Regions from separate parts of the Mus musculus genome. Here region 2 is linked to region 1. The links are chromatin loops, found by intact Hi-C in ENCODE. Cell type or tissue: heart. All regions are shown on one strand. Each heading gives the region's core, and the rest is flanking DNA. Links, peaks and the distances in the headings are about the cores only.

The links. Hi-C counts contacts between places; a loop is a spot of excess contacts. Peaks named below come from ENCODE experiments on the same cell type or tissue, not always from the same donor. Only the 100,000 strongest peaks of a DNase experiment are listed, where the experiment ranks them.
Region 2: it touches region 1 in a loop (1.8-fold over the local background); 5 of 42 quality-filtered maps call a loop at or near these places.

What each region holds. Positions count from the first base shown.
Region 1 is chr5:113,696,534-113,711,988 of GRCm38, reverse strand. The region is part of intron 2 of 1700069L16Rik (RIKEN cDNA 1700069L16 gene); the gene reads left to right. Gm46919 (a long non-coding RNA gene) reads left to right here and starts at 13,278. Exons shown (of 3, transcript XR_001784941.1): 1 at 13,278-13,354; 2 at 13,996-14,076. In heart, for the core only: no CTCF peak of the experiment used is centred there; a DNase peak (open chromatin) is centred at 7,538; H3K27me3 peaks cover 1,898 bases.
Region 2 is chr5:113,585,088-113,600,542 of GRCm38, reverse strand. It overlaps Wscd2 (WSC domain containing 2), which reads right to left. Exons shown (of 9, transcript NM_177292.3): 9 at 10,818-12,750. The coding sequence ends at 12,398. Among named protein-coding and RNA genes, the nearest start is that of Gm42002, 10 kb to the left of the region's middle. In heart, for the core only: no CTCF peak of the experiment used is centred there; no DNase peak of the experiment used is centred there; H3K27me3 peaks cover 1,356 bases.

The sequences.
Region 1 (15,455 bases), core at 2,708-10,707:
ACTTTCTATTTCTTTATGGCTTTTTGTCCCCAGGAATATGTCTCCTTGTTTCTGCTGCGTAGTTTGTTTTGGGTATGCAGAGGGTCTTTCTGGATCCTTACACCACAGAGGAGGTTGGACACCTAGTCTTACCCCAGCCAATCAATAATTCGGTTATGTCTCTGCTTATGGTCAGAGATCCCGATCCCTACCAGAGGCAGGGGACTGGACACCTTCAGACCAAGAGAAAAAGGGAGGAGAGGAATTGTCTAATGGGACACCCAAAACTCACATAAAACCCCAATCTGTTAGAGTCTGTGGTGTTCCCAGCTTTGGGTCCTTGTCTCTACCTGAGAAAAAATTTTAAACACCAGAAGAGGGCATCAGATCCCATTATAGATGGTTGCGAGCCACCATGCGGTTGCTGGGAATTGAACTCAGGACCTCTGGAAGAGCAGTCAGTGCTCTTAACCACTGAACCATCTCTCTAGCCCTCTACTTGAGAATTCTAACACCTGCCAAAACCAAACAACCAAACAACCAAAAAACCCAAGCCCCATCCGCTCTTCCTATTATGATATCACGGAGTGAGGATAGATGTATCAGCCCCACACAAACAGAAGCATTTGTGGAGATGTGGAGGCACCAGAGAGAGAAGGTCTGCAGGGCTCCAGCCCTCTCCTCTGAGGTCCTAGCTGCCTGATCAACCTCACTGCAAGCTGAATGACGGGGGTGGGGACAGCTGGACTGCTTGGCTAGCTGGTTCTCTTCTGGGTGGCCAAGGCTGTGGGCATAGCCGTTATTAGAATGACCCATCGGAGGCTCCATTGACTCCCCTCCCTGTTCCTTACTTCCTGCGTTCTGGGTGTGTGAACAGACAGACAGATCCCTGCCCTGGTCATGTTTGTATCAGCCTGGAATAGAAGATCAACAAATAAACAGCGGTGGACTAGATGATTTGCAAACCTTCATAGTTCCCTAAAAGGGAGGCAGGCTGCTGAGCTGCAAGGGAGAGAGGGGACTTTGGGTGGGTCTGCAGAGGCCTCTCCAAGGAGCTGACCCATGAGCAGAGGCCTGAAGTGAGAGGAAGATCCCAGGTGCAGACACCTGAAGGCTGGAAGTTTCAGAGAGGGCACATCACAGACAGTGCCCAGCCTGGGGCAGAGCTGGGAGTTCCCGGTTTCCCTGGGCAGAAAGAGGAGTCCGGTGGGTGAGGGAGTCCGGGCAGGAGATGAGTCTGGGAGCATGGATGTATCAAATCCTGTCAGGGAAAGAAATGAAGGCGTTAAGTACCACGGAACATCATTTGCTGGAGCTTTGGAGTTGGGAAAGATGTGAGATCCAATTTATATTTCAAAAGGAAGGACTCTGGGTGTGTTTTGGGCCAGAGGGCCTGTGAGAGCAAGGGTGCGGGTCAAACAGCAGAGAGGAGCCCTGCCCCCTCCCTGCCCCCAAAGTAGGAAATGGCTGGAAGTCAGCTGGGCTCATTAGAGATTCGATTAGATTGGGGGTAAGAGTGGTAGCTTGGCCTTGTCTGTCTTGATGTAGCTCCTACTCCGTTTTAATATTAGCCTTCTGATGATGACTGATAGTCTCGCTCATCTGGGAGAGCAGGCAGCATGAACTGTGACAGAGACCCCCCATCCCCTTGACTCAGGAGGAAGTGATGTCAGGAAGCTGGGTTGTTGCCTGGTCACTTGTTAAGGATGCAGGCTATATCTCATGCCCTCGATCTGGGCCCAGATCCTCTCTGAACCAGGGAGTAGGGTCAGAGGAGGGTTCTGAGGACCACAGGTGTCAAGGGGTCACCACGTGCAGGGTGTGGGGGATGAAGTAGAGGGGTGAGTGGTAGTGTTGCATTGGAAGGGCCCTCTCAGCTGTCCCTTCCCACCCCTCCAAATTCTGTTGGGCTAAACATTTATTGAGCACCTACTGTCTACCAGATGGTTCCCCACTACTAAAATTAACATGTTTCCAATTCACGGAGAAGGTCCCTAAGCCAGCCCCGAACACATAGAGTTTATAGGGTTGGCTTTTTCTTCCTTCTGCCCCAACCAGATCATCGGCACCTGCTTCTGGCTTGTGTTAGAGTTTGGTATGAGAAGATAGTTGATTTAGCATGAAATTTTATGTGGCAGGATAATTTATCGAGGTATTAATTTGTGTTCTGTTTCGCTACAAGAAAGGATGAGGACAGATGGGATATTGGAGAACTCTCCTCTCTGCTGGGTGCAGCTTGGAAGAAGGAAAAAGAAGGGGAGGGGGAAAGGGAAGGCCGGGTCTGCCTCAACAGGTGCTCAGTCACTGCCTGCCTCTCTTTCTCTCAGTGGAGAGGAGTGGCCGGCCGTCTGTGGCACAAGTGTCTTGCCAGAGTCCATCAGACACTGCCCTGCCACCAGGCGCTGGGGATGTGAATCAGCGAACAGAATGTTTGCTGTCTAAGCAGGAAGAACTCACTTTGAGCTCCTGCACCCATGGACATACTGGGTATTGCAGTCTACACCTGTCATCCCGGTGCTGTGGAGGCAGAGACAGGAGGGCTACTGGGTTTAGCCATTCGATGAGCTCCAGATTTAGTGAGAGACCCTGTCTTGAAAACTAAGGTGGCTTAGTCCTTAAGAGCATTTGCTGCTTTTGCAGAGGACCTGAGTTCAGTTCCCAGAATCCACATGGTGGCTCACAACCATTGGTAATTCCAGTTCCAGGAGATCTGACACCTTATCTGGACTGTAGCACCAGACACACACACACACACACACACACACACACACACACTCACACACTCACACACACCACACACACACACACACTCACACACACACACACACTCACACACTCACACACACCACACACACACACTCACACACACACACACTCACACACTCACACACACCACACACACACACACTCACACACACACACTCACACACACACACACACACACACACACACACACACACACACACACACCACACACACACTAAAATAAGTATTTATAAATACCCCGGGAGTGGAGAGATGGTTAAGAGGACTGGCTGCTCTTTCAGGGGGCCCAGGTTCAGTTTCCAGCACCCACATAATGTCTCACAACCATTGAAACTCAAGTTTCAGACCATCTGCTGTCCTTTTCTGGCCTCTACAGGTACCAAGCACACATTCAGTGCACATGCATGAATTCAGGCACATCTTCACACACACACACACACACACACACACACACACACACACACACAAGTGAGACACACAGATGCTTTAAAAACAAACAAAGTCAAACCCAAGGTGAGCCAGGGAGGTGGCTTAGTGGTTAAAGCCAGTGGAAACAAGGATTTCATCTTGGATCCCAAAACCCGTGTAAATACCAAGCAGGAAAGGCAGTGGCTCTGTAATCCAAGCCCTGAAAGGTGGGAATGGGCTCCCCGGAGCAAGCTGACCAAGACGAGCCATATTAGCAACATCTGCGTTGGAAGGGGAGACCCTACCTCAAAGAATAAGGTGGATTTGGAGCCTGGCCTGTACATGCCTATGCATGCACATACATGTGAACATGCATGTACATGCTTGTATACTGCACGCACATATGAAAAGAAGGAAAAAAATCAAGGCGGAGAGAGATAGAGGAAGACACCTGTTGCGTGCTGGGTATGCGGTTCAGCTGGCAAAGTGTTGGCCCAGCAAGCCTGAGGCCCTGGGCTTGAGTCTCACACTGCATATACCAAGTGTGCCGAATGACTGTCACCCCAGCAGTCAGAAGAAAGGGAAGGGAGGAACAGAAGAGCAAGGTTATCCTTGGCTATGTAGTGACTTCTAGGCTAGCCTGGGTCACATGCAAACCTGTCTCAACAAACAACTGTACAGTGGTGGTGCACGCCTTTAAACCCAGCACTAGGGAGGCAGAGGCAGGCAGATCCCTGAGTTCGAGGCCAGCCTGGTTTATGGAGGAAGTTCCAGGACAGCCAGGGCTACAACAGAGAAACCCTGTCTTGAAAAACCAAAACCAACCAAATAAACAATGCCCGCAAGCAAAAATAAAACAAAATGAAAAATTAAGTCAGAAGTAAAAGCAGACACGTGCTTTGGGGACCAGTAAAGGACAGAGACACCATCTTTACTGTGGAGTTGCAAAAGTGTGGCTTCTAGGCCTCTGCTCTGAGTTGACGTGGAGGAAGGATGCACCCAGGCTGGGCTGGCTTAGCATGCACAGCCTGTATTTCTCTTTGCAGCCAGACATCGCTCACTGGGAGATAAAGTCATTTAACTAAGACTGTTTTCTGGCTGGAATCGCTACAGATGATTTCCTGTTTGTCTCCTAAGAAGACTGGGCGACAGTCCCTGGCCTGCCAGCCTTGGGCAGGCTGCAAGACATTGATCTTTGAGCGGGGAGGTTCTGCGGTGGGTAATGGAGTCGGTCTGTGATCCAGAGGCTGTGAAAGCTCCTTCCATTTGATTCTGGCCCTGATATGAACTCATGGGCTTTACAGGAAGCTGGGTAGGAGCGATGGAACCTGGAGGATTCTTCTGCTCGCAGAGGTCTGCTCTGCTGTCTTGTCATGATGTCGCTCAACAGAGAGGGAACAGGGACAGAAATTGCGATCATGAACAAATTGCAACAAAAATGGTACATTTGCCTGCACAGAAGGGTCTGGAAACTTCTTCTGTAAAGACCCCATAATAAATATCTTCAGCTGTGCAAGCCACATGAGTGTCTCCAGGGAGACAGCTCAATTGGTTGGGTTTTGCTGTCGTAAGGATCCGAGTTCAAACTCCAGAACCCTTATAGGAAACGGCATGGTGGAGTATACTGGTGATCCCAGAATGGGGGAGAGAGTGGCAGATGGATCCTGGGAGTGCATTGGCCAACCTGGTCCAATCCGTGAGTTCCAGGCCAATGAGAGCTCCTGTCTCAAAAAACACAAGGGATGTGTTAAGAGAGATGGCTAAGCAGTTTAGAGCATTTGGTTTGGTTCTCAGCTCCCACACAGTGGCTCACAACCACATGTAATTCCAGTTGTGATTTCATAGGACACCAGGAACACGTGTGGTGCACATATATAGATACAGGCAGACACATACATAAAAAGACTAAAACAGCCAAGGTGGACAGTGAAGGACACGGACACACCCCAGACGGCTGGCTGGATTGGGTAGAGTAGCTGACTTCAGCTGGTCAGATCACACTCCTTACCCTCCTTCCTTAGAGAACTGGATTTTAGTTCCACCCAGCCATAGGTTCCCAAGTTCCCAGGACCACCGACTCACCTCCTGCCTCCTGCTTCAGGGATGGGTTCTCTCTCTCTCTCTCTCTCTCTCTCTCCCCCTCCCTTCCTTTATTTTATGTACATTATAACTGACTTCAAACACACCAGAAGAGGGCATCCGATCCCATTACAGATGGTTGTGAGCCACCATGTGGTTGCTGGGAATTGAACTCAGGACCTCTGGAAGAGCAGTCAGTGCTCTTAACCACTGAGCCATCTCTCCAGCCCCCAGGGATAGGCTTTCATTGGTTTGATTGAGGCAATCAAAACAGTCCGTTTGTCTGAATACAGTGGTTGGTTCAGGGTGGGCAAGAGGCCTCAGTCAGAAAACCCTAGTGAATATCATGGCTCAAGCACATCAGACAGGAGGAGTGAAGCCCAGGACTCCATGTCAGCTTCCTTTTGTGTTTCTTTGCAGTGCTGGGATGAAAAGCATGGCCTTGTGCATGCTGGGCAAGCAAGCTACCACTGGGCCACCCAGCCCCTTAAGTTCCTACTTGAAAATTCTATGAGATGTGACCTATGTGCTGGCAGCCTTGAGACCCTGATCAGACTTTGGTGATACTGAACACCATGCTCTATAGGTCTGTCTGCTGTCAGAGCAACTCTGCAGAAGGCCTTCCTGGTGGCTCTGTGGGGGCTGGAAGGAAGGAGGGAAGAAGGAAGGAAGGAGGAGGGAGGGAGGAGGAGGGAGGGAGGAGGGAAGGAGAAAGGAAGAGGGAGGGAGGAGGGAAGAAAGAGGGAAGAAGAATGGAGGGAGGAGGGAAGGAAGGAGGATGGAGGGAGGAGGGAAAGAAGGAAGGAGGAGGATGGAGGGAGGAGGGAAGAAGGAAGGAGGAGGAAGAAAGGGTGCTGATGTGAAGGGTTTTCTTTTTGTTTTCTTTTGGGGGGACACCCCTGTTGAGTTCACAAAGTTTGGATAAAATCTTATTTCACTCCAGAGCTTCCTGGGTGAGTGTGTCATTCTTGTGGTTTTGTACTCGTAAGAAGGAGCTATGTACATTGGTAACCGACCCCTTCCCCGACTTTTCTGTGCTACCACTGCTTTGACAAGTGGTAGGCTCCAGTGTGGAGATAAGAAAAGAACACACAAGCAGGTGAAGTGCTTTCTGAGAAAATGCAAGTTCCTGGATCTAGCTGCTCCTGAAACCCAGCCAAGTCCTGCCTTTAACAGAGGCAGCTGGAACAGCAGATGTTTTGTTGAATGTGTGTAAAAGGCTCTACCTTCTCTTAATTTGGTTTCTTCAGTAACCAGAAGGCTGAAGGAGCACAATACCCATTGCCAGGGGACTCGTGTGCGTCAAGGGGAACAAATCAGAAAGAAAGGTTTACAGAAACACCAAGAATGGGTGAGCTCAAAGTCTTATACTAAGTCCCTGAAATTGTCTAGACCTGTTCGTTTAGGGTGACTTCTGGTGGCTGCACACCCCATGGCTAGCCCTAAAGGGACCAAGGAGAACAAGCAAGTCATATGCCTGAAAGCCTTCTAAACAGTTAAGATGAGGACCCACCTGGCCAAGGCAGGAAGGATGGCTCAGTAAACACTTGCTGTATAAGCTGTGTGGCCCAAGTTTGATCTCTGTAGCCCGCGGTGGAAGTGTCTCTTGAAAGCTGTCCTCTGACCTCCACAGCATGCACGTATCTCGGGGCACGCACTAATACAATAATAATTAGTAAAAATAAAATAAAATCAAGAAGAGCAGGGGCAGGCGGTTGTGTTTGCTATCTACAGACCTCATTTCTTGTTTATTTCTATTGTTTTTCTCTTAAATTTTTTTTCTTTGCTTAGAATACAAAGTATCAATGCGGTCTGTCCTCCCCCTTAGATTTTTTTTTCCTCTTCTTTGCCTAGAATACAAAGTATCAGTCTAGGCTGTCCTCCTGGTCTACTTCTGAACAGCTTGCGCACATCCTTACAGGGTTTTCTTCCATATTTGAACACTTGCTATGTGCACATACTCACACAGACTGTTGCAAGTTTTTCTTAGTTACTTAGAAATAGGTCTTGGGCACGAGGAGACCTGGTTTCTTTTTGAAAGAGCTCTTTAATAACCTAAGGGAATATTATCTATTCCCCCCTGTGGACCGACACAGGCTTCCAGCTTTTCCTTTTGTCTGTGCATGTTTCTGTAGGAGAGGAGGCGAGGCGGATGGACTTGCAGGCTTGGAGCAGCCCTTGCCTGTTTGCTGAAAGGTCTCCCCCCTCCCTCTGCCTTGTCAAGGGTGGGCAATTAGTTTTGGCTAATCCGATCGACAATAAGATTTCCTTTTATTGTTTCAAATTTCCTTCATGTTTTTTTTTTTCAGCTCTCAAACACCTTCCTTTTCCTTGGGCAAGCATACCCCCTCTTCCTCCTGTTCCTCCCGGCCTCCACACCATTTCCTTTCTGCTTGGCGATTGGTGAGCTACAAGCATTCTGTTCTAGCTGGAGAGGGGTCCTCCCTAGGGTGTAATTAGCACCAAGGCAGCTCTGCACTTCCATCTTTCTACAAGAAATTCAAACCTTTGTCTGGAGTGGTAAAATCTAGTGTTTGACTGCAGGCCAAGTCAAAAAAAAAAAAAAAAAAAAACCAGGCCGGACAAGCAATCAAAGCTAAATGGACTCCGAGCGCTAAGCACCCCTTTCCCTGGTCGGGACAACAGCTGTCTTCCTGCCTGCTCGCCCTTCTTCTGCATCTCCCCCTCCTGGGAAGGCAGAGAGAAATCCTGACAAACGCCCCCCACTGAATGATGTGCTGTTCTCTGGGAGTTTTCAATTTGGCTGTATTGATTTATAAGGTCTTTTCAATTACTGAATTCTTGTAGGTGGCAGAGCGGAGGACCGAGGACGTGAGCCCCATGCTCGATCGATCTCAGGTACTTCCACAGGGGCGTCCGTGTGCCAGCCGGAGATTGATGAAGCCTCGAATAACGAGGCTTCCCACGCAACATTTATTAAATGAGAATCTAGAATTCATTAACACGGGAACTTGTCTGGAGAATACGAGGGGGGCGAACCCTGAGCTGCTGCACTTACTGGTAGCTTAATATATGAAGGCCATTTGGACTCTTATGAGATTTCCTCTCTCCCTTTATTGGGGTGGTGTGCTTGGGTGGCTTCTTGGGAAATGTCCGTCAAAACTCGGGGGAGATAAGGACTAGAAAAAAAAGGCCAGTTCCCCAATTCATCCTCAAGTGAGGATGGTGTCAGCAGCCAGTACTGAACCTCTGATTCAAAGCAGGGCCTCAGTATAAAAGAGAAGTGGCCAGCCAGTCAATGACCCGGAGAGACTACCAAGTACTAACCATGACTGTAAGGGAGCTGGCAGAAGCCAGGCAGTGGTGGCGCATGCCTTTAATCCCAGCACTTGGGAGGTAGAGGCAATGGATTTCTGAGTTTGAGGCCAGCCTGGTAAACTCACAGAGTGAGTTCCAGGACAGCCAGGGCTACACAGAGAAACCCTGTCTCCAGAAAAGAAAACACACACACACACACACACACACACACACACACACACACACACACACACACACACACAGAGGGAGAGAGAGAGAGAGGGAGAGAGAGAGAGAGAGAGAGAGAGAGGGAGAGAGAGAGAGAGAGGGAGAGAGAGAGAGAGAGAGAGAGAGAGCTGGCAGCACTATTTCTAAGCCCAGCCAGGTCAGCTCCCAGCTTAGAGATTTGTACCTGCCTTCACAATTGCTTCCTGGGAGTGGCCCACATGCTGGGTACTGGATTAAACTGTGTCTTAGGACTGTCCAAGTGGGTGGGTTAAAGGGGACCGGATTTAACCTTGTGTAGCTCTGGAAGTCTGATATCTAGGATGGAAGTATCTATAGGACCTGTCCTGCCTTTTTAAGGATCAGCTTCTGCTGGTCCCTGGCTCTTCTTTCTTCTTCTCTTTTTGAGAAGAGGGCATCAGATCCCATTACAGATAATTGTGAGCCGTCATGTGGCTGCTGGGGAATTGAACTCAGGACCTCTGGAAGAGCAGTCAGTGCTCTTAACCGCTGAGCCATCCCTCTAGCCCCCCCCCCCCCCGCTCTCTTTGGCCTGTGGGTACATGCCCACCTTTCCTGCTGCCTGTCTTCACATGCCACCTTCCCATGTGCTGATGTCTCTAAACCTTTCCATAGACAGACAGACAGACTCCTGCCACTGAAGAGAGTTCCCTCTCCAGATCACTTGTGACATTCCCTCAAAAGGGTCACATCTCCAAAGACCCTGTTTTCCAACAAGGTCAGTTTCACAGGTTCTGAAAGGACCCGAATCTCCGGGTGACTCTGTTCATAGTACAGGGGCTGTGGGGGACGCATCTGTTGCCACCTTCCCCACAGGAAACAGAAAGAAGAGATTAAGGAGACACAAGCCTGTTACATAGGGGCAGCTTTGCCCCAGAGTCCTTCCTGCTGTCCAATGGAGCAGGAAGGATGCCACTAATTTTTTTTTAGAGATGAGGAGACACAGGGTCAGGCAGGTGGCTCCTTACAGCTGCAAAGGGCCACAGCTAGGTCTTGCCAATTCTTTATCATAAGGGAGGTAGGAAACAGATGTACAACGCAGGACCCTACATTCCAACCACACCCTGGGAAACACTACTGAATCCCAGAGTTTTCAGTGGAGCATTCTACCTTCCCTTTGATGTCTCCTCGTCTGCTTCTGCACAGTGTACTTGGGCACAACCCTCCAAACCTGCCCAGAGTGGCTTAAGTCAGGACCCTGGCCTACACCAAACCCATTAGCCCTTGTTCTGGGGGCTTGGAAGAGAGGCCAAGGGATTCCCAGCCTCTGATGGGAGCCTGATACTGAGCAAGCAATATCTGCATCACCTACCCTGTCCCAGGGTGTGGAATGGGCAGAATCAGCAGCCAGTCACTTAGTAGCCAATTAGCAGGAAGCTGGGAGAATGTAGCTTCACAGGTGGCACCTGCAACCCAGTCATCCCCTTCCCTGTCTCCTGCCCAGCGTCTCCATGCAGCCCTGGTTGTCCTGGAACTCACTATGTAGACCAGGCTGGTCTGTTACTCAGATATCCATCTGCCTCTGCCTCCAGAATGCTGGGGGTTAATACAGCTGTGTGTGCCTCCGCCGCCACCACCCAGGTGCTTTGGTATCTGTTGCCGAATCAGAGCAATTTGGGGATAATCACCAAATCAAAAGCAAGTTGGGGTAAAAGGGTTTATTTGGCTTACACATCTGGATCACGGGCAATAGTTGAACACTACTGAGCAGCTTGCTCAGCCTGCTTTCTTACACCGTTAGGACCACCTGCCTAGGAGTGTCACCACCCAGAGTGGTTTGGCTCCTCCCCTAATGCTTCAGTCAAGAAAATGTCCCATAGACTGGCCTACAGGCTTATCTGATGGAGGTGTTCTCTCCATTGATGTTCCTCTTCTTGGATGACTCTAGCTTGGGTTAAGTTGACAAAAACCTAACCGGACATCTTCCTCTCTGCTATGGTGACTGCGTGGTTGACAAGGCTCACCATTACTGTCTAGCCCTGACAAAAAGGAAGGCACTGTGTGTCACAAGTCCAGGGGTGGTGGTGGTGGTGGTGGTGGGGGGGGGGATCAAAATGCAAGTTTAGTTTCTAGCAGACTTGTAGGCGTGTTTCATTTTCATCCCCAGAGTTAAGACGTGCAAGTGAACCATTCCTGTCTGCAAGCTTGGAAATGGTTTGTTACACATTACCAAGACTTTACTATGTGGCAGACAAAAAAATTAACGACCCCCAACAAAGAGGAACTTAAGCTATCGAGGCCTTTATTTTAAAAGATTGTTCTAGAAGATAGTTGCGTCACGGGCGTTTCCTATCTTTTTGTCTTGCCGATTCTATCGTGTAGGCCATGACTATCCTCACGGTAACTGCTCCAAGACTCTAGTCAGTGCTCAATATCAGGAAGGGCAGATGAGAGCCGGGCAGCCCTTTCTCTGCGCATGCGCGTGCCTTTCTTGCTGGTTCAGATCAGAACAAGACACAGGGCAGTATGATGGGGCTAGACAGCTCTCTATGTGTCTCTCTCTTTTTCTTAGTGTGTTTGGTCACGTGGAGGCCAGAGGTCAAGTGTTACACTGGCTGTTTTCAAGTTAACTTGCTACAAATTAGCCTTACCTGCAGTAAGGATCCCCGCCCGAGGACCCGCCCAGATTGTTTGGATTGACATGGGAGGACCCGCCCAGATTGCTTTGACAAGCTTTCTGCTAGCAGTGATAGAAGGTTGTGGCAGAAAGAGGGCCACTCCCTTTTGCTCTCTTGCCCCCTGGGTTGACTCAGCCTGCTGCTGTTGCTGCTGTTGCAGGTTCCTTTGCAGACATCAGAACCCCGAGTGCGCGCAGGCTCCCTGCATGGACTAAAGACTGTGGATGAGGAGTCAGGGAAAAGCTGTGTCCCCAGAGACTGACTGGTTGGAACCAACTTCCGTGGAGAGGTTGGGATCTTGCAGATCCAGGGGCTAATTACCTTACCTTGGGCTAGTTCTAGCCCCTGGACAGCTAGCTATTCCTTGCCACCTCTGTGTTGGAACTAATGTCCCCTGACGAGTAGATAGAAACTTATTTGGAATCCATTAACAGACAGCGAGCTTTCAACAATGCCAAAGCTAAGGACGTCATCAGACAGCATCTTGGTGTATAGAAAAGCTTTGCTGTCTCTCTGTACCTACTTCTCTGATGTACCCACCAATGTATTTAAACTTGCTTTGGTTTATGACTTTCTTTGTTCTACAAAAACTTTATGAAATCAAATGCATGTTAGAATTTGGGGCAACCTAAATCTGTGTTTCCAGGCCACGGTCACTCAAAATGTGCCCAGAGTAAACTTATTTAAGATAAGAGCTGTGGTTTTTGAGTCAACAAGACCAGTGGCTCTCCAGGGACTGCCAGGGTTTGACTGCCATCTTGTCTGCTGAGGCACATTGCCTTGTGGACTGAGCAGCTACCAGGTTGTTGGTTTTTCCAGCAGGAGACAACCACCCTGCGACTTCAACTGTAGAGGCCTCAAGGATCGAGCAACTTCCATTTCTTAGCCTTTCAGGGGTGATTGAGTTGTTGTTGGTATTTAAGATGGTTGGTATATAAGATGGTCTCAGTCACATACACAATATCTATATATCTACACACTAATCTCCTAGACTCTATCTCTTCAGAGAACACAGAGTGATACAGCATTCTGTCTCAATCTGGTCCCACCATGTCTGGGGTAAGAGACATCTGCTGCACCCGGATTTCCTGGAGCTAACGGGCGTGGACAATGGATTCCAGGGATCTTCTGTCTTCTCACCAGTTGGGATTATAGGTGTGTAGGTGTGTGTGGTTGGTGTGTGGTTACACCTGCCACATACATACATACATACATATGTATATGTACACACACACACATATGCAATTTTATGTGTTTTGGTCTGTCTGTGTTTCTGTGCACCATAGAAGCCAGACGAGGAATTCCAGATGGTTGTGAGCTGCCACCTGGGTGCTGGGAATCGAACATAGGTCCTCTAGAAGAGCAGCCGCATTTAGCCACTGAGTCCTCTCTCCAGCCCACACACCCCTGCTTTTGCTTATTTTGATCTCAAATGGGCCCTAGGGAATTAACTCAGGTCCTCATGCTTGCTTGGAAACACTTTATGGACAGAACCATCTCTCTAGCTTCTCTCCCTTTCCTTCTTTCAGCGTGTGTGTGTGTGTGTGTGTGTGTGTGTGTGTGTGTGTGTGCGTGCAAGCATGTGTGGCGGTCAGAGGACAGCTTTTGTGACTCCTCTCCTTCTATGGTGTGGGTTCTGGGGTTCAAACTTAGGTCATCAGACTTGGCGGCAATCACCTTTACCCACTGAGCCATCTTGCTGCCCTCCCAGCCTGTTTTAGACAAGTCTAATTCTGTCCTCTAGAGATGTGATCATTCCACAGAGCTCTTTTTTTCTTTAAAGATTTATTTATTTATTTATTTATTTATTTATTTATAAGGTACACTGTAGCTGTCTTCAGACACACCAGAAAAGGGCACCGAATTCCATTACAGATGGTTGTGAGCCACCATGTGGTTGCTGGGAATTGAACTCAGGACCTCTGGAAGAGCAGTCAGTGTTCTTACCTGCCGAGCCATCTCTCCAGCCCTCCACAGAGCTCTTAATCAGTGCTGAACAGGTAAGGGAGAAGGGCGCTGGTCCTGGGAGGGTCATCAATAGCCGCTTCTTGAGTCCTATTTGAGAGCAGTCCGTGTTTTGGTCCATTACACAGGGAGTGATTCACCCATTACACTACAGAACAGCAACCCACAGCCTTACCTACCTCTAGGTAGGGCCAGTGATTTCTCCCCCCCCTTCTCCCCTCCCCTCTCCCAGGTTCCTCTGCCATTGTCCTGGCAACAATACAATCTCTGACTCTGCTGTCAAGGACAATGGTGTTTCTGTTTCCCTGTTTCTTTGTTTGAAATTGTTTCTTTTTCTCTCCCTGGGTAAGACCTGAGTTTCCAGGGAGCATCCTTAGCTGTCTTCCTCTTCACACCTGGGGACTGAGTGCCTTTAGCTTTGGGGGTGGACAGTCTTGGCAAGGGGAAGGTGGGTAGGAGCAACTGCTGCTTACTGACCACGGGGAATCCCCACCATGGGAATCCTTTGCCTCTGGGGACTTCTGTGAATCCTTACAGGCTGACAGCAGCTGTGTCCTTTGCACATCTGGGTCCCTCTGGTCATAGGGAGGTGGGCAGAGAGGCTGTATGCATCGTGGTTGAGCTGCAGCTTTGGGCGTGGGCTGACGTGGGTTTGAGTCCTGCCTCTGCTCTACAGGCAGCCAGTTCCTTGCCCAAAGCATCCAACCCCACAGAGGGACTTGAAGTATGTGAAGAATGTGAGCCTCTTGGACAAATGGTACCACACGTTTCTACATTTTATAGTTTTAACTTTTTACTAACTATGTTTTCCTGGAGCCAAGCTGGGCCCTGGGAGGTGGCAGTGATGTGGCAGGTTCAGGTGTGCACCCTCTGCCTCGTGGAGCTGGGTGGGTGGGTGGGGGAGTAAGACTGGGAGTGGGTGGAGCCATCTGTCAGGAAGAAGAGATACCTAGTAACCAGGACGAGGGCTTCGGCTCCTCTGTTGCACTGCAAAGGGCAGATGATCTATGGGCATGCTTGCTTTCTGTGCATGCTCGCTTTCTGGGCATGCGTGCTCAAGCCCAGTAAGTCTTCAATATGTGCAACTTACTGGCAACGTAAGTCTGAGCGTGAACTTAGGGAGTCCAGGAAACTGGACTCAGAAATTCCCTAGCACCAAAGTCCCAGGCTAAGGCCATGTCCAGCCTGAAACACAGTTCCACAACATCCCACACTGTATGCGGCGCCGACAGTCTTTCCACTTCATCTCTTGCCACGTTTCCTAGGGCTCGGAGGAAGTCATGAGATACCTGGTTATTTCCCCCCATTTAAGGCTGAATCATGTCACAAGCAGAGGTCCTTATCCTGAGCATCTGACGGGCTGTGAGTCTCAGCAGTAATACCTTCCCACCGTGAAAGAAGCTTTGGGTAGAGGCACAGATGTTAGAAAGCCTTCTGACGGGCACATCACAGCACTCCTTTTATTGAATTTTTTCTTCCCACAATTTTTGTTTATTTATTTATTTATTTATTATTATTTTTGAGACAGGGTTTCTCTGTGTAGCCCTGGCTGTCCTGGAACTCACTCTGTAGACCAGGCTGGCCTCGAACTCAGAAATCCGCTTGCCTCTGCCTCCCAAGTGCTGGGATTAAAGGCTTGTGCCACCACTGCCCGGCAATTTATTTACTTTTTATCACATTACATTTTTTTTTTTTAAAGACAGGTACTATGTATTCCATGCTGGCCTGGTATCATGGCTCTCTGTGTAGCCCAGGCTGGCCTGGAATCGTGGCAATCTTCTGACTTAAATGACAAATATATGCTACCACGTCCAGTGACATCACAGCCATCTAACAAAAGGTAGTAGTGTTTCTACACTGAGGACTACTGCCTTCTCAACCTCCATTCCTACCCGCACCTGTCCCTCTGGCTCACAGTACAAATGTGGGTCCTTTCTTGTGTAGTGAACTGTAAGTCCAGTAGGAAAGTAGTTGGTTGTCTGGATAACAGCCACACCACTGCAGTGTCAGTTGCTGTAATGTGTGCCTCTTTGCAGCGTAGCATGTAGGACCCATGACTAAGCAGGACTTGGGCTGGCATTCTCCCCCAGCAGGCTGCGTGGTGCCTTCCAGTTCTGGGAGAACTGATCATGAAGG
Region 2 (15,455 bases), core at 3,199-11,198, 110 kb after region 1:
AAGCCCGCCCCCCCCCCCAACCCCATAGTGACATGCTTCCTCCAACAAGACCACACCTACTCCAACAAGGCCACACCTCCTCCAACAAGGCCACACTCACACCATCAAGGCCACACCTACTCCAATAGGGCCATGCCCACACCAATAAGGCCACACCTACTCCAACAGGGCCACACTCACACCAACAAGGCCACACCTACTCCAAGAAGGCCACACCTCCTGATAGTGCTACTCCCTATGGCCAAGCAGTCACACCCGTTGGTCTATGGAGGTCAAACTGGTCCAAACCAGGCTCAGAACTCTTGGTGATCAGAGGCACTGTTTGGTGATGTCATAGAACCTTCAGATGGAGCGTAGCAGGAGAATATGGGTCACCAGGGGCAGGCTGATGGAATATGACTTGAAGTTTATAGCCTGGCCCAGCTTTCTGCCCTGTGTGAGGAGGTGATGACCAGATGCACACTCCTGATACACAGAGCCATCTGTCACTGCACCTTGCTCATCATGATGGATGGCATCCCCTCAAATCATGAGCCTTCTTTAAAAAAAAAAAGATGTATTTATTTATATATGTGAGTACCAGAAGATGGGCATCAGATCCCATTACAGATGGTTGTGAGCCACCATGTAGTTGCTGGGAATTGAACTCGGGACCTCTGGAAGAGCAGTCAGTGCTCTTAACCGCTGAGCCATCTCTCCAGCCCTCAAATAACAAGCCTTAAGTGACTTCTGTCAACTGCCTCTGGTTGGAGATGTTGAAGTGGTCCAGAGGTTTGCAAACACTTGCTATGGAGCCATTGGCTGCTTAGGTAAATGAGGTTTGATGGGTGTGCAGATAACCCCATCAGCTGCTTCTCTTCTGCACAGCTCAGCGGGGCAGCTGGGACAGATTTGTCTGCAAAGCATGAGTAATTTCTTTGCCTGCTCTTCCCTGAGAAGAGCACTTTAAATGTATGAGTATATGAATACTTTGAATACTTTGAATACTTTGCCTAGAACATATACCATGCACATGCAATGTCTGCAGTGGCCAGAAGAAAGCATCAGATCCACTGGAATTGGAGTTAGAGATGGTTGTGAGCCAACTCGTGGATGGTGGGAAACAAACCCAGGTCCTCAGCAGTAAGCAGGAGTGCTCTTAACCACTATGCCACATCCTGCAAACTCTGGCTCATTTTTAATGGTCGACAGAAAGGATCCATTGCTTGCTGTGGTGGTTTGAAGATGCTTGGCCCAGGGAGTGGCACTATTTGGAGGTGTGGCCTTGTTGGAGGAGGTGTGGCCTTGTTGGAGGGGGTGCGGCCTTGTTGGAGGAAGTAAATCACTGTGAGCTTAGACTTTAAGGCCCTTGTCCTAGCTGCTTGGAAGACAATCTTCTCCTGTCTGCCTTCAGATGAAGATGTAGAACTCTCAGCTATTTCTGCACTGTGCCTCCCTGGATGCTCCCATGTTTCAGCCTTGATGGTAATGGACTGAAAACCTCTGAACCTGTAAGGCAGCCCCAATTAAATGTTGCCCTTAGAAGAGTTGCCTCTTTCTTTCTTTCTTTCTTTCTTTCTTTCTTTCTTTCTTTCTTTCTTTCTTTCTTTCTTTCTTTTTTTCTTTCTTCCTTCCTTCCTTCCTTCCTTTCTTTTTTTTTGGGGGGTTTTTTTTTTGTTGTTGTTTGTTTGTTTTTTGAGACAGGATTTCTCTGTGTAGCCCTGGCTGTCCTGGAACTCACTTTGTAGACCAGGCTGGCCTCGAACTCAGAAATCTGCCTGCCTCTGCCTCCCAAGTGCTGGGTTGAAAGGCATGTGCCACCACGTCCGGCTTAGGGACTAATCTTATACCAGCATTTGCAGGAGGACTTGAACAGCAGTGATACTGGGGAGGAGGCTTCTGTGTCTGGGTTTACAAGGACAGAGATGTCTGACAGACAAAACCAAGACACAACCTAACACAGTAAAACCATCACAGTGAACGTCACTGCATTACAGTGACGTCAAAGGCAGTGGACAGGGTGGCTCCTGAGGACAAAGTGTGTTACCACCAATAGAGCACTTGCCCTGGGTATAGATGAAGAACACCCAGCTCATCCCTGAGAGAAACAAGGACCTGTCTCTTAGAACACTAACTGCTCTTGCAGAGGACCTGAGTTCAGTTCCCAGCACTCATGTCTGGTGCTTTACAACTACCTGTGAACAACAGAGTCTACACACATACCATGTCATACCACACACATCATAGTGCACACACACACACCACTAAAGCACACCCCCACAGCACACACACACACACCACACACACCAAAGCACACACACCCCACAGCACACACATACCACACACCAAACACACAGCACACACAAACCATACACACCACACACACACACACACACCACAGCACACACTCCATAGCATATACACACAACATACACACCACAGCACACACCATGCATCCACACTTTAAACTCACATATAGACACACATACCACACATACACACACACACACCACACCACACACACACACATACATATATACACATATTCCACACATACACACACACCCCACATCATACCATACACACACCATATACATACACACAGACTCACACAGACACACATACCATACACATACACACAGACTCACACAGACACACATACCACACACACATACCCCCCCCCCCACACACACATGTATATATACACTCTACACACACAGACCCTCACATGGCGGGGAACCAAATGAAAGCAACTGAACAGTGCAATTTCTTTTTGTAAAGGAAGGGAGAGCCATGACCCACACCAGGCTATGCAAGTGCACAGGTAGGAGGCCCATTTCATTTATGTGCACCCCGTGTGCCTGCACCATAGGTCAGAAGAGGGCATCGCATCCCCTGAGACTGAATTGCAGATGGCTGTGAGCCACCAGGTGGATGCTGGCAACTCAGTTTGGGTCCTCTGCAAGAGCAGGAAGTGCTCCTAACCACTGAGCCATCCTTCTAGCCCCCTGTGACTGAAAAACATGGGCACAAAGTGACAACAGAGCCCATTTTCTTTCCCCAGGACCCCAGTTCACCCCCTTTCAAGCTTAGACTATTAGGCTTGCCCAGGATGTTAGAATCAGGTCAGTGGCTGAGGAGAAGTTGTAACACCTGAGGGCCTGGCTTCTCTTTGGGAATTAGCTAATAATTACAGAATCCATGCATTTAATTAGGCAGAAAACAGCCCCTGATAACAATAATTAGCATTTAAATGTCGCTCTTCAACATCAACTTGCATTAAAGGCGTGTTTATTAATTAAACATTTTCCACAGCCCTGGGGTAGGCAAAGGATGGGCAGGCCGTCCCTCCAGGGCAGTCTAGGGAGGTCAGGAAGTGGGTGTGGGTTTCCCTGGGTCAGGTTTCTCCAGCCTCAGTTCTTGTAGCTGAGAAAGGGGATGGCAGCTGTTGGTTTAGGGGAAATAGGTGTGGCAGGCTCTGCACCTCTCTGAGCCTTTGTCCTTTCCTGTATGGCTGGTTTGGCTTCTGTGACTCCAGGCCTACGAATGACCCCTTCTTTGTAAATACACCGAATCCTCAGGGGCTCACGTAGTTCAACATTCTGGATTTACAAGAGACCTACTGAGCTCTAAGAGCCGGCGGGGCCCCAATTAGCTGTGGTGTTTCTAAAACGGTGCTCCTGATGAGAGAGCACAGGCCAAAAGAGTTAAGGATGATGGGTGGACATCTGGAAAGATGCAGGCTGAGTTCTCACAGGGCAGCAGATGTGGCCTAGATGAGAAACGTTCTCCTTAATCTCAGGCCTTTGCGGCCTAGGTTCCCCAGTTTGTGGTGCTCTTTGGGGAGTCTTAAGTGGTGCAATCTTGCTGGAGGAGGTGGTCACGCGGGCAGGGGTCGGGAGGGGTGTGCTTTTTTTTTTTGTCAACTTGACACAAATATAGACAAGATAGGAGCACAGAATCTTAATTGAGAAAATGTTTCCATAAGAAACAGCCGTCAGGCCTTTACCCAATTAGAGATTGATGGGGAGAGTCCCACCCATTGTGGGTGGGGCCAGCCCATTGTGGGTGGAGCCATCCGTGGCCAGGTGGTCCTAGGTTCTCTGAGAAAGCAAGCTGGGTAAGCCATGGGTTGCAGGCCAGTAAGCGGCACCCCTCCGCCGCCTCTGCGTCAGTTCCTGCTTCCAGGTTCCTGTCCTGCTTGGGTTCCTGTAGCTGCGAAGAGCAGGGATACAGAAGTGTAAGCTGAATTAACCCTTTCCTTCCCTGGTTGCTTTTGGTCACAGCGTTTCGAACACATAACTAAGACTAAGACTGTGCCTTATGTCGTTTCCAGTGCACTCTCCCGGTTGCACGGCTGTGGGTGAGGATGTGAGCTCTTAGCTTCCTGCCTCCGGCTGCCATGATTCCCTACAGCAATGGACTATCCCCCCTCTGGAAACTTAAGCCCAAATAAACTCACCTGTGCTCTCCTGGGCTTGGGGTTCTATCGTAGCAACAGAAAAAAGTAACCAAGTCGGGGCTGGGGAGCCAGTGTTGGAAGGGTGCATTGGGCAAAGGGAGCTTGCTCGGCGCCAGCACATCTTCTAACCCTCCAGGTAGCCGGTGGTAAACATGGGCGTTTGATAGCTCAGGTAACACCTGCTCCTCCACCCCACCCTGGTCCTACGCAGTACTCGCTAAGGCATCAAATCCAAGTCTTAAATTCTGTGTTGACACCGAGATTCAGAGGTACAGCTGCTAGCCCAGGTCAATTAAAATGACTAAAATTCCTGCTAGATGTGTTCTGACCGTTTTTCTGACCGAGCTCTGAGCTGCTCCCCTTCCCAGGTCACCCCAGGCTCTGTCAGTATTTTGACACCGGTGCCCTTTGGGTGAGACCATCGTCTGTCATGGGGCACCCCTAGGTATACTGCCTTGGCCTCAACCCACTAGATATTAGAGGCACCTCCCCTCCCTCTGCTTGCTTAAACAGTTCCTGGGTGCACCCCAGGGTGGGGAGCTCTGTAATAAAGGTCACCGTCAACACTGAAGACAGAATCCCACTGTTTTTTCCACAGGGAGAGTCAAGTTGATTTATTCATTTTTGGTTTGTTGAGACGGGGTCTCCTGTAGCTCAGGCTAGCCTTGAAGTCACAACAGTCCAGGATGGCCTTAACTGCTAATCCTCCTGCCTCCACCTCCTGAAGGCTGGGATTACAGGTATACACCACCACACACTAGATTATGTGGTACCAGGGATGGAATGGGGTGCCCTAACCACTGAGCCTCAGTATATTGGAAAACTACACATAGACAGCCTGTTTCCCAACTGTCTTTGGCTTAACACATCCCTTCCTAGTCTCTCCCACATATACTAGTTTGGTGTTTGCAGTTTTTTGGTCTTTGTCCCTTTTTTTTTTTTTTTTTTAATGCCCCACCCAGAGTTAGTCCACTGCCCTCATTTATCATCAGGAAAAGGTCTCAGCCCACACCTTCCTCTTCAGCACATTCTTCTTCATGGGCTGTGTGTGTATGTGGGGGGGGGGGGGGTGCGGGTAGTTCCAGCAGAGGAAAAACCTGCAGAAAGCCAGTGGTGAGCTTTGAGTGAGCTACACAGAATATAAGGTCTTTCTTTGCCTGGCAGTTGTCATGGGAACCTGTAAGTTATCCTTGCAGCTTAAGAGCTAGAAGACATCTGCGTGGCCACCCCTGAGCCCACTACACTCAGTGACTTGTCTCCTGGTCACTTCAGCCATGTGTTGTGTATGCTTTGTGTGTGGGGGGGGAGGGGAGGTTAGGAACCTTGACTCTACCCATTAAAAAGCCAGCAACAGCCCCCCAGCTGTGGAAAAAACCCAACAACGCCTCCAGATGTTACTAAACACCTCCATGTGGGAAGTTGGGGTTCCATTGTGTGAATCTGGAAAGCACTGCTTTGAGTGGCTGTTTCACAATCTAAACCTAGAGGAAGCCCAGGCGTGAGCTCTGTGTGTCCTTCCTCATCTCTTGTTCTCCTCCTTGGTGGACGATTGTGTTCAGCATCCTCCCAAGAGTCTTGTCAGACCCACACCTCCCTTATTCATCCCGATGTCACATCTGCCCCACGCCTACCATCCAGTGTGCGATTACATAAGAAAGTTCTTAAACGAGATGTCTTAGTCACTGCTCTATTGCTGTGAAGAGACATCATAACTGTCTTAGAGTTTTACTGCTGTGAACAAACATCATGACCAAGGCAACTCTTAGAAGGACAACATTTAATTGGGGCTGGCTTACAGGTTCAGAGGTTCAGTCCATTATCATCAAGGTGGGAGCATGGCAGCATCCAGGCAGGCATGGTGCAGGAGGAGCTGAGAGTTTTACATCTTCATCTGAGGGTTGCTAGGAGAAGAATCACTTCCAGGCAACTAGGAGGAGGGTCTTAAAGCCCATGCCCACAGTGACACACCCACTCCAACAGGGCCACACCCACTCCAACAGGGCCACAAACTCCTAAGAGTGCCACTCCCTGGGCCAAGCCTATTCACACTACCACAGGAGCTCAGATGGGGGTGAGAGCAAGATATCTCTGTTCCTGGGTCACAGATCTCATGCTGCCAAGGGCTAACTCAGGCCTACTCTGGCCACTGACTGTGGTGCCTCTTAGGACTTTTATTGGGACATGACTACTACAGAGAATCATGGCACCTACTATGTGCTGGATGCCATGTGAGTTTGAGAGAGACGGTTAAAGGCCTGGGTGGTGGCCATAGCTGTCAGTGCCCTCGGGACAGTGTGTCAGTGGTCTGAACATCAATGTGTTATTTCCTGCATGATACTGGCAAGCTCACAGGATCACCTGCCTACGCACACATGTATACACACACACACACACACACACACACACACACACACACACACACACACACACACACTGTGGTCCTTCCACCAGGAGGCTTTGGGACCTTGGGCCCAATCTTTTGGAAAACTGGCTTCAGAATATCTTAGGTCAGCAATCGTGTCGAGTTCAGGAAGCGTGGCAGCCATACAAAGGGGCTGAGTGCCCACCCCAGGTCTCACCAAGTCTCCTCCCTGAGCCCTTTCCTTTGGTACTCATGAAGGTCACCAGTGAGCACTCTGCTATGCCATTCTGGTAGTCTGGGAGCTAATGCAGGGAGCACCACAAACTCATTTGCATCAAGGAGCTGCCTCCCTCAAGGCCTGCACTTTCCAATCAGCAACAGGGCTGCCTGCGGGGGGGGGGGGGGGGGGCTGCTGGAATTTAGCCACTATTGTGCAGAGAGGCAAGATGGGGTGGTGCAGAAACACCCCATCCCTTCTCCTTCGTGTTCTGAGGTGTGCCCTCCTTTCCAGACGTCTCTCTCCTGAACATTGGCAGACTGCAGGCTGTAAATCTAAAGGGGATAGTGAACTGTAGACAAATGAACAGACATGTCGCCGAGGGCACCTCACCGCCCTGTGTCAATCAGTGCTTTCTGGAAAGAGGTGGGACATGTTTCCGTGTCACCATGAACAGCTCTCTGCCCCTAAATCCCCATACCTCTTACATCCCATCTGTGTCTCTGGGAGGGAATGAATGTACCTGGACAGATTTTTTTTTCCCCCTTGGAGACAGTCATTTACTCTCATGCAGTCAGGGTATAAAACAATGCCAGGGCAATGATTTAAGGCTGTCTGTCTGTCTGTCTCCTTTCCTCCCCTTCTCTCCCAGTACACCCTCTGCTTCTTCTACCTTCCAAACGGGCTCTGATGGTTTCTGGTTTCAACCCCGGGCACTGTCACCAGTGTCTGTGTCCCAGTGTGAGTTAGTTAACATCTTTAAGCCTCTCAGGCCTCCCACCATGTCCTGGGTGGGTCCCACCTCCACGTCTCTCCTCGGCAGTTCAGAACAGAGAATGGAATTAGAGATGTCTGTAGCTTTCTCTATGCCCTTCTTCCTCCATCTCTGCCAAGCAGAACTCCAAGGGGATAGGGCTCTCTTGACACTGTGTTCTCAGTAGGGAAATCTCGCTGGGATCTTAGTCACAGGATTCCCTGGGGTGGGAACTGCTGAAGCCGGGAGCTCCAGGCCCTGCTGGCCTTTTTTGTCTTGTCTCTACTTCAGCGTGGGGTCTGGTCCTCTGCGTGCTTACCCCAGCACCCTCTGCTTGGCCTCTCTCTGTCCTCACTCCCTCTGTGCCTCGACTAAAAAATTAAAGAAGAAGAATATCTATTTATTTTATGTATATGAGTACACTGTAGCTGTCTTCAGACACACCAGAAGAGGGCATCAGATCCGATGACAGATGGTTGTGAGCCACCATGTGGTTGCTGGGAATTGAACTCAGGACCTCTGGAAGAGCAGCCGGTGCTCTAAACCACTGGGCCATCTCTCCTGCTTCTGTGCTGCAAATTTTGAATATTTCGACAGTGAGCTGATGCTGGCGTGTTGTTCCCTCCCCCCATGAGGAGGGACCCCAGCAGCGTCATACTGAGTAAGAGGCATTCTCTCCTCCAGCCGTCAGACTACTGAGTCAGGTGCTGTCTGATATTCATTTCCTTTCTTTCCCTCTCTCACTTCCTCCCTCCCTCAAGCCTATTACCATAACAGCAGAGCTGAGGACAGGACAGCGCAGCCCTGGTTCTGCAGATTCTGTTGCTAAGGAAACCACTTCCTTGGTTACCAGGCTGGGTACATTTGTCTCACTAGGCCTGGATCCCACAGAGCCACCCCCCACTCTGCAGGATGAGGAGATGAGGGTGGGAGAGAGGGAGGAAGGGAAGAGGAGAGAAGTAGAGAGCTCTAAGATCAAGGGGTAGAGGTGGGGGAGACACGTGCAGCATTAGTGGGGAGACTGAGAATGGGAGGGCAGTGAGGAGGACAATGAGGAGGATGGCGAGGAGGACGGTGAGGATGGCGAGGAGGATGTTGAGGAGGATGGAGAGGAGAACTGAGGAGGAGGAGGATGGTGAGGAGGATGTCGAGGACAGTGAGGAGGACAGTGAGGAGGATGGAGAGGAGGACTGTGAGGATGATGGAGAAAGACAGAGGGGACAGTCAGGGGCAGGCAGAATGGAAAGGGACAATAAGACAGCTGGAGGAAGTCAGACCTCAAAGAGGGAAATCGGGGCTTTAAGGCAAAAAGGAGGAGGGATGAGGAGAAAGAAAACAGAGTGGCAAGGAGACTAGTCCTAGGAGGAGCTGCCTGCATCCCCCCTGCCTCTCCTCTCCCCTCCCACACTGGATGCAGCCGCCTCCAGGGCGCCTAGGGAAACAAACCTGGAATTGATTCCCATAATCAGCTGTATTCTACTTGAGTCTGGGAGTCACTGTGGGAAGACAGCAGGATCCAGCCTGGATGACCCCCAGTTCCCTGCTCCTGTCCACACTGCTTTCCCCAGTGAGAGTCTTAGCCCTGGAATCAATGTCCATGTTGGGGCTCAGCAGTCTCTGCCATTCATAGGGGCCACCAGGGGCCTCGCTCCCCTCCCCCAAATGCTTTCTGTGAACCCCGCAGAGATGTAGAGTTCTTCTTTTTAATAATTTTAGCAGTCAGGATTCTCTCATGCTGCTTCCTTTCCTTTCCTTTTTTTTCTTTGTAAAGGTTTATTTATTTATTTCATGTATGTTGAGTACACTGTAGCTGTGTTGTGAGCCATCATGTGCTTGCTGGGAATTGAATTCAGAACCTCTGCTCACTCCAGCCCTGCTTGCTCCGGCCCAAAGATTTATTTATTATTATATGTAAGTACACTGTAGCTGTCTTCAGACACACCAGAAGAGGGCATCAGATCCCATTACAGATGGTTGTGAGCCACCATGTGGGTTGCTGGAATTTGAACTCAGGACCTTCGGAAGAGCAGTCAGTGCTTTTAACCGTTAAGCCATCTCTCCAGCCTGAGATGGAGAGTTCTTAAGTCCTTTTTTTAAGTCTCTGAAACAGGGCACACAGGGCCTGTGGTGGACTGGTGGTAATTCATGCTCAGGAAGTATGTGTGAGTTAAAAAAAAAAAAAAGCTACTTTCATTCCTCCCAAGTCTGAAATATAAAGACTTGATTCCAGATGGCCACAGGAAGGGCAGGCATCGGTTGTCGTGACAGGCGCTTACAGCCCAGCCTCACCCCTGGCTATGGACTTGTGACATTAGAAAGGAGTGGGAGGCAGATGCCTTATGGTCCTGAGACAAGAATCTAGGCCAGCTTGATGTCACATGGCTTCCTTCAGTGGGAACAGGTGGGTGAAGGTAGCCTCAGAGACATAGATGGGTCTTAGGTTCAAAGCAAGGATCTAAGATTGGTCAGCCCAAGTTCAACGGTCTAGGATGGAGGGGGGGGGGTGGCTCTGACAGGTCAGACTTGGTTTAACACTGACACCTTAGTTGGCCCCGGCCCAGATGAGCTCAGTCACCCAGCATGGCCTCAGTGAACAGCTTTCCCTCCCCCCAGGGACTGTCACTGAAGTCTTTCTTCCTGCTCTTCCAGCATTGGTGGCCCAGGACTCTGGGTGGGGAGAAGCCCCTCTCTGCTTTCTCTCCACCCATCTCAGCAGCCCCACTCCCTCACTGCCCACAAGACAACATTAAAAGCTCCTCCTTCCACTGACTGGGGAAGTCTCTGGTCACAGCCTTCTCCACAGAAGGCCCAGTCTAGTTGGTGACAGAAGCCAGGAGGAGGTTTGTTGATGGAGATGGGGAACTGCGGGGTCCCTGGGCATCTCTCTCCCACAGACACTCTGCTCCACATCTGTGCATGATAAACCCAGAGAAGTTCACACCTTAGGCCTTCCCTCTCCTCTCTCATTCACACATACACACACACTCCCCCCCGCCCCCCGAGGAAACACTCCATGTGTGAACATGCCATACACAACTGGGCAGCCAGTTAGCAACAAAACTCTCTTTTAATGATAGTGTTGACCTGAGGAATCTTCGAACAGAAAGTTCGTGACCAGAGGAGGCCACTTGCAAAGAACTGGCCCATGTTTTGGACCCAGAGTCTCTCAGAGAGCTTAGACCTCCAAGCAGGAGGGGAGGCTAGGCCCTCTACTGCCCAGTGAAAAGAAAACTAGAAATTAGTCTGGGGCGGGGGAAACACCATACAAAATACATTCAGAGCCCCCTTGGCTGAGCCCTGGGGTGGTCCAAACCCTCCAGATGAGGGCGTTGGGAAGGGAAGCCAGTCCTTTTTTGTGTGGCCAGTGTCCAAGGGGCAGAATGTCTTGGTCATATTCCTCTTAAAAAAATATATCTCTCTTTTCACGAATCTTCTCCAGGGTTCCTTGGCTAGGTGGGAAGGAGTGTTCATTTGCCCCGCCCCCCCACCCCCCAGGCTGCGGGGGTGGAGGTGGGGGAGGGGCTGCTCCGGTCAAAAGAGCAAGGGGCTGTGACTATGGCTTTTGCGTTTATGTAATGGGAACGGTGAAGGGCTGGAGGGGAAGCCAGAGGGATCCAAGGTGGGGGAGACGGGGATCCTGGATGCATGCTTCCTAAAACGTGATCAGTGACTTGAGTCAGAAATCCTTTGGTGTCTAAGCGTCTTCGAGAAAGAGCAGCGGCATAATGGGAATGGAAAGCCATTCTTAGTGGGGACTCTGAGGAGTCCCCAGTTGGGGCTGGCCCTGTCGGGTTGCAAGCAAGGGAAGGGAGGCTGATGGCTTAGAGGGTAGGGGACAGTTTTGGGTGTGGCTCTCTCTGAGTTGGAGCACTTTTGTTCCCTGCCCTGGGGTAGTGGAAGGACTCCCTGGTTAAGGGATCAATCCAGGCAGTGTAAGATAGCCAGTTCAGGTCCCACCCTGCAATGTTGGGTCCTCTGGGCTTCCGTATGTGGCACATGGCCAACCTGTTGGGTTGGTTTTTGGTACCTAAGGGACTTTGGAAGAAGGATCAAGAACCCCAACGTCACCCTCATCCCCAAGACACGACAGCACGAGCAGACAAGACAGGGTTGCTGTCCTGGAGGGGGGGCAACACCCGGCTTGGGCCTCTTATGTGCTTTAGCCTGGGGCGGTTCCCACTGTAATGCCAGAGCACCAGTCTCCATGGTCCTCAGAAGTGAGACGCCCAAGGCCACGGAGACAGGTCCCAGCCAGCTGTCTGTCACACAGAGGTGGCCTGAGAGAGATCAGAAAGCTGGTGCCTGCTCAGGGGAAGAGGCAGGGGCCCACACAGTCAGAAGAGGGTCATTGCTTGCAAAATGTCCATCAGCTGCCACAGCCAGACCCTCCCAACCTCTGCCAGATAGCCTCTCCCTTCTCCCACCACCAATAGCAGGGTCTGGGATACTCCAAACCAGGCAGCCTACTCTCCAGGGAAAGGTGTCTAGATATCTCCTCCTCCTGAGGCCTCAGAGGGGCCTTTCTGAAGGCAGGCAGAAGCCTGGGGCTGTCTTTGTGCCAGAGGGAAGCCAGCTCTTTGAAGCCAAGGGGCACCGGATGCTGGGTCCCTCCCTGGCTGCCCATCATCTTGGGCCATAGGCATCAGGCACCCCAGTGAGGTTGCGGCTACGTAGTGCCGTGTCCACCATTCGGATGTAGGCGGCAATGGTCCTGCGCATCTCGGCTGTGTAAGGGTCATACTCCAGCTTGCGCAGCCCCGAGCGCTTGAAGTTGCCGTCCTTCTGGCTCTCCACGCACAGCAGCCGATCCTCCCTGACCGCCACGCCCAGCAGGCTGACCATGCGGCCCAGCTGCGTAAACAAGTCCTGCTTCAGGTCCTCGAAGTGCACCACCAGGACGGTCTTGCCAAACTTGAGCCAGTCCAGCGTGTGCGTGGCCCACCACGGGGCATAGTTCCTCACGAACTCGGGCCACTCTGCGGAGAGAGCAGAGCGTCAGCCCGCCACTAGATAGATGGGCAGATGACAAACCTTCCGGACGCCTGAAACCCACGTGTGCTTTTTTGGGTAACACACCCCTGGCTGGTGCCTGGTTTACTACAGGCACAGCCCTACCTATACACAGAACCACAGCCTGAAAACAGATACCACCAAACTGCGGAGGCACAGAGATGCTGGGTTATACAGGAAGGGCTGGGAGCAGAGAGCACTCGCTTGCCAAGATTGCTGGAAGCTCTGGGTTTGGACCCCAAGAAGCTGTATGGGTAGAGACTGTAGTTCTGTGGGGGAGGTTGGAATGTTGCAGATCCAAGGACTAATTAGCTTACCTTGGGCTAGGCCTAGACCTCTGGAACACCTAGGTAGTGACAATTTTGGTTTCTTTAGGAATATAAGAATTTGCTTTTGCTTTAATCCCAGGTGTGGGTAGGGGCCGCTTCAGACTGTCCACAGCAGCTGTCTTATGATTTGCCTTGTGCCCTAGCAGGCAGATCATTTTGCCAGCTGCAGATGGTTTCTGCAATTGTGTGACACCGGGGATTCCGGGGACTTTTCAGAGGGTAGATAAATGCTTGAGCTTAGAGTGGGGAGAGTTGTTGGTTGTGGTTTGTTGAGTAGTTGTACATAAAAGAAGAGAAAGAAAAAATAATACATAAAAATAAATAAAAAGGAGAAAGAAAAAATAAAAAGGGGAAAGAAAAAATAAAAAGGAGAAAGAAGAAAAATTTGGATTCTAATGGCAAAGATCTAGGAGCCCTAAGAAATTTGACACACGTAATCGGTAGGAACTAGTCTAACCATAATAATATTCCTTTTTCCTTTCCTCTCTTGTCTTTTTTTCTTCTTCTTTCTGGTGTTAGGGGTTGAAAGGGTGGAAGAAAAGAGGGGAGAAGGGTGGAAGAAAACAGAACCCACACTGTAGCAAAGACTGTCTGCACAGCTCACTCTTGCAAATCTGTCTGTTGGAACTAACACCCCCCCTACTAGTAGAAACCTTTTGGAATCTATTAACAGACAAGACATGGGCTGGCGAGGTGGCTCAGCGGGTAAGAGCACTGACTGCTCTTCTGTAGGTCCCAATCCCAGCAACCACTTGGTGGCTCACAACCACCTGTAATGAGATCTGATGCCCTCTTCTGGTGCATCTGAAGATAGCTACAGTAATAATAATCTTTGGGCCAGAGTGAGCAGGAACTGAGCGAGCAGGGCCGACCAGAGTGAGCAGAGGTTCTAAATTCAATTCCCAACAACCACGTGAAGGCTCACAACCATCTGTACAGCTACAGTGCACCCACATACATAAAAATAAGTAATTAAATCTTTAAAACAAACAAACAAGACAGCTAGCTTCTACCAGCCCAAGGCTAAGAATATCATCAGCCAGCACCTTGGGCTGAAAGGAAATAAAACTTGAGACCTGTGATTCATGTAATGTATGTCAAATAGCCCAAAGAGTTGTTTGTGAGCTTTGAAACCTGGGGCTGAGAACACAGCAGAACAGACCAGGACATGCCTGGGCAGGCCCGTCACCTCCCTAGCTCTCACCCCTCTGACCTAAGTTAAATGTTAACAGGCTGCTGATGTTTAAATGGACCAATCATGTGAAACCGCGCCAATTCCTCCCCCAGCCCCACTCCTTTTCTATAAAAACCCCTAGCTTTCAAACCTGGTCGAATCCACTGTCTCCTGTTATGTGAGATATGTTTCGACCCTCCTCGTGTTGTTACATCAAGGTGTTGTGTTCTATTCATGATTCTTGGGTGCACGCCGAATCGGGAGTTGAATGGGGGTTTCCCCACTAGGTTCTTTCAGGGCTTATAGAAAGGCTTTCCCTGTCTTGTGGTATCCGCCTCTTTTAAACTGCCTGGGTTCGTTGACTGTTTTGTCAAACTACAAACACCTCATGAGCCTGCTTCCCAGTTGGAACACAGAATCTGGAGTAACCTATATCCGCGTTTCTGGGCCACGGTCACTCACTGGCTTCAGAATAAGCTCTCTCACATTCCCTTTAAGATGAGAGCTATGGTTTTTATGTCATCAGATATGCTGACATGTTAGGTTCCAAAAAAACGACCCACTTTCCACCAGAGGAATCGCCTGGATCCATTGAGCCCTGGCTGTCTGGTTTTGTTTCCTCAGCCGGGTGGTTGGTTGGTTGCTGAGTTGTGTCTGCCATTTGTGGACAGCCTATTTGTCTGTTCTGAGCTGGTTACAGATCAAGCTTTGGGAGGTATCTCTTTTTGTCTGCTTTCAAAGTATTTGTTTTAAAGTATCTGCTCTGAGCGCTTGATTGAAAGCCTGTTGGAAAGGTTTTGGTCTAACCTTTGGCTTGGTTTGGCTTGCTTGCGCCCAGAACTCTAAAGACATTTTAGATTCGGCTGTTTAGCTTGTTTTCCGATATTTCATTTGCCTGTGAAACTCTGATGGGATTTTGGTTTTTGTTTTGTCTTGGTTCTCCTTGTCTTTGAAATGTTTTGGTTTGTTAATTTTTGGCCTTTGTTTCCCAACTCCTCCTCAAAGGGTTAATTCTGCTTTTATTTTTCTGCTACTTCTCCTGTGACCTTTAGCTTAGGAGTTTTATGATCATCTGATGTTACAGCCCCTGGAGACAAGAGGCAACTGTTCCCTCTTATCCCACCCCACCCCACCCCAAAGTGTGCTGGAGTCAGGGGGAACACCTCAC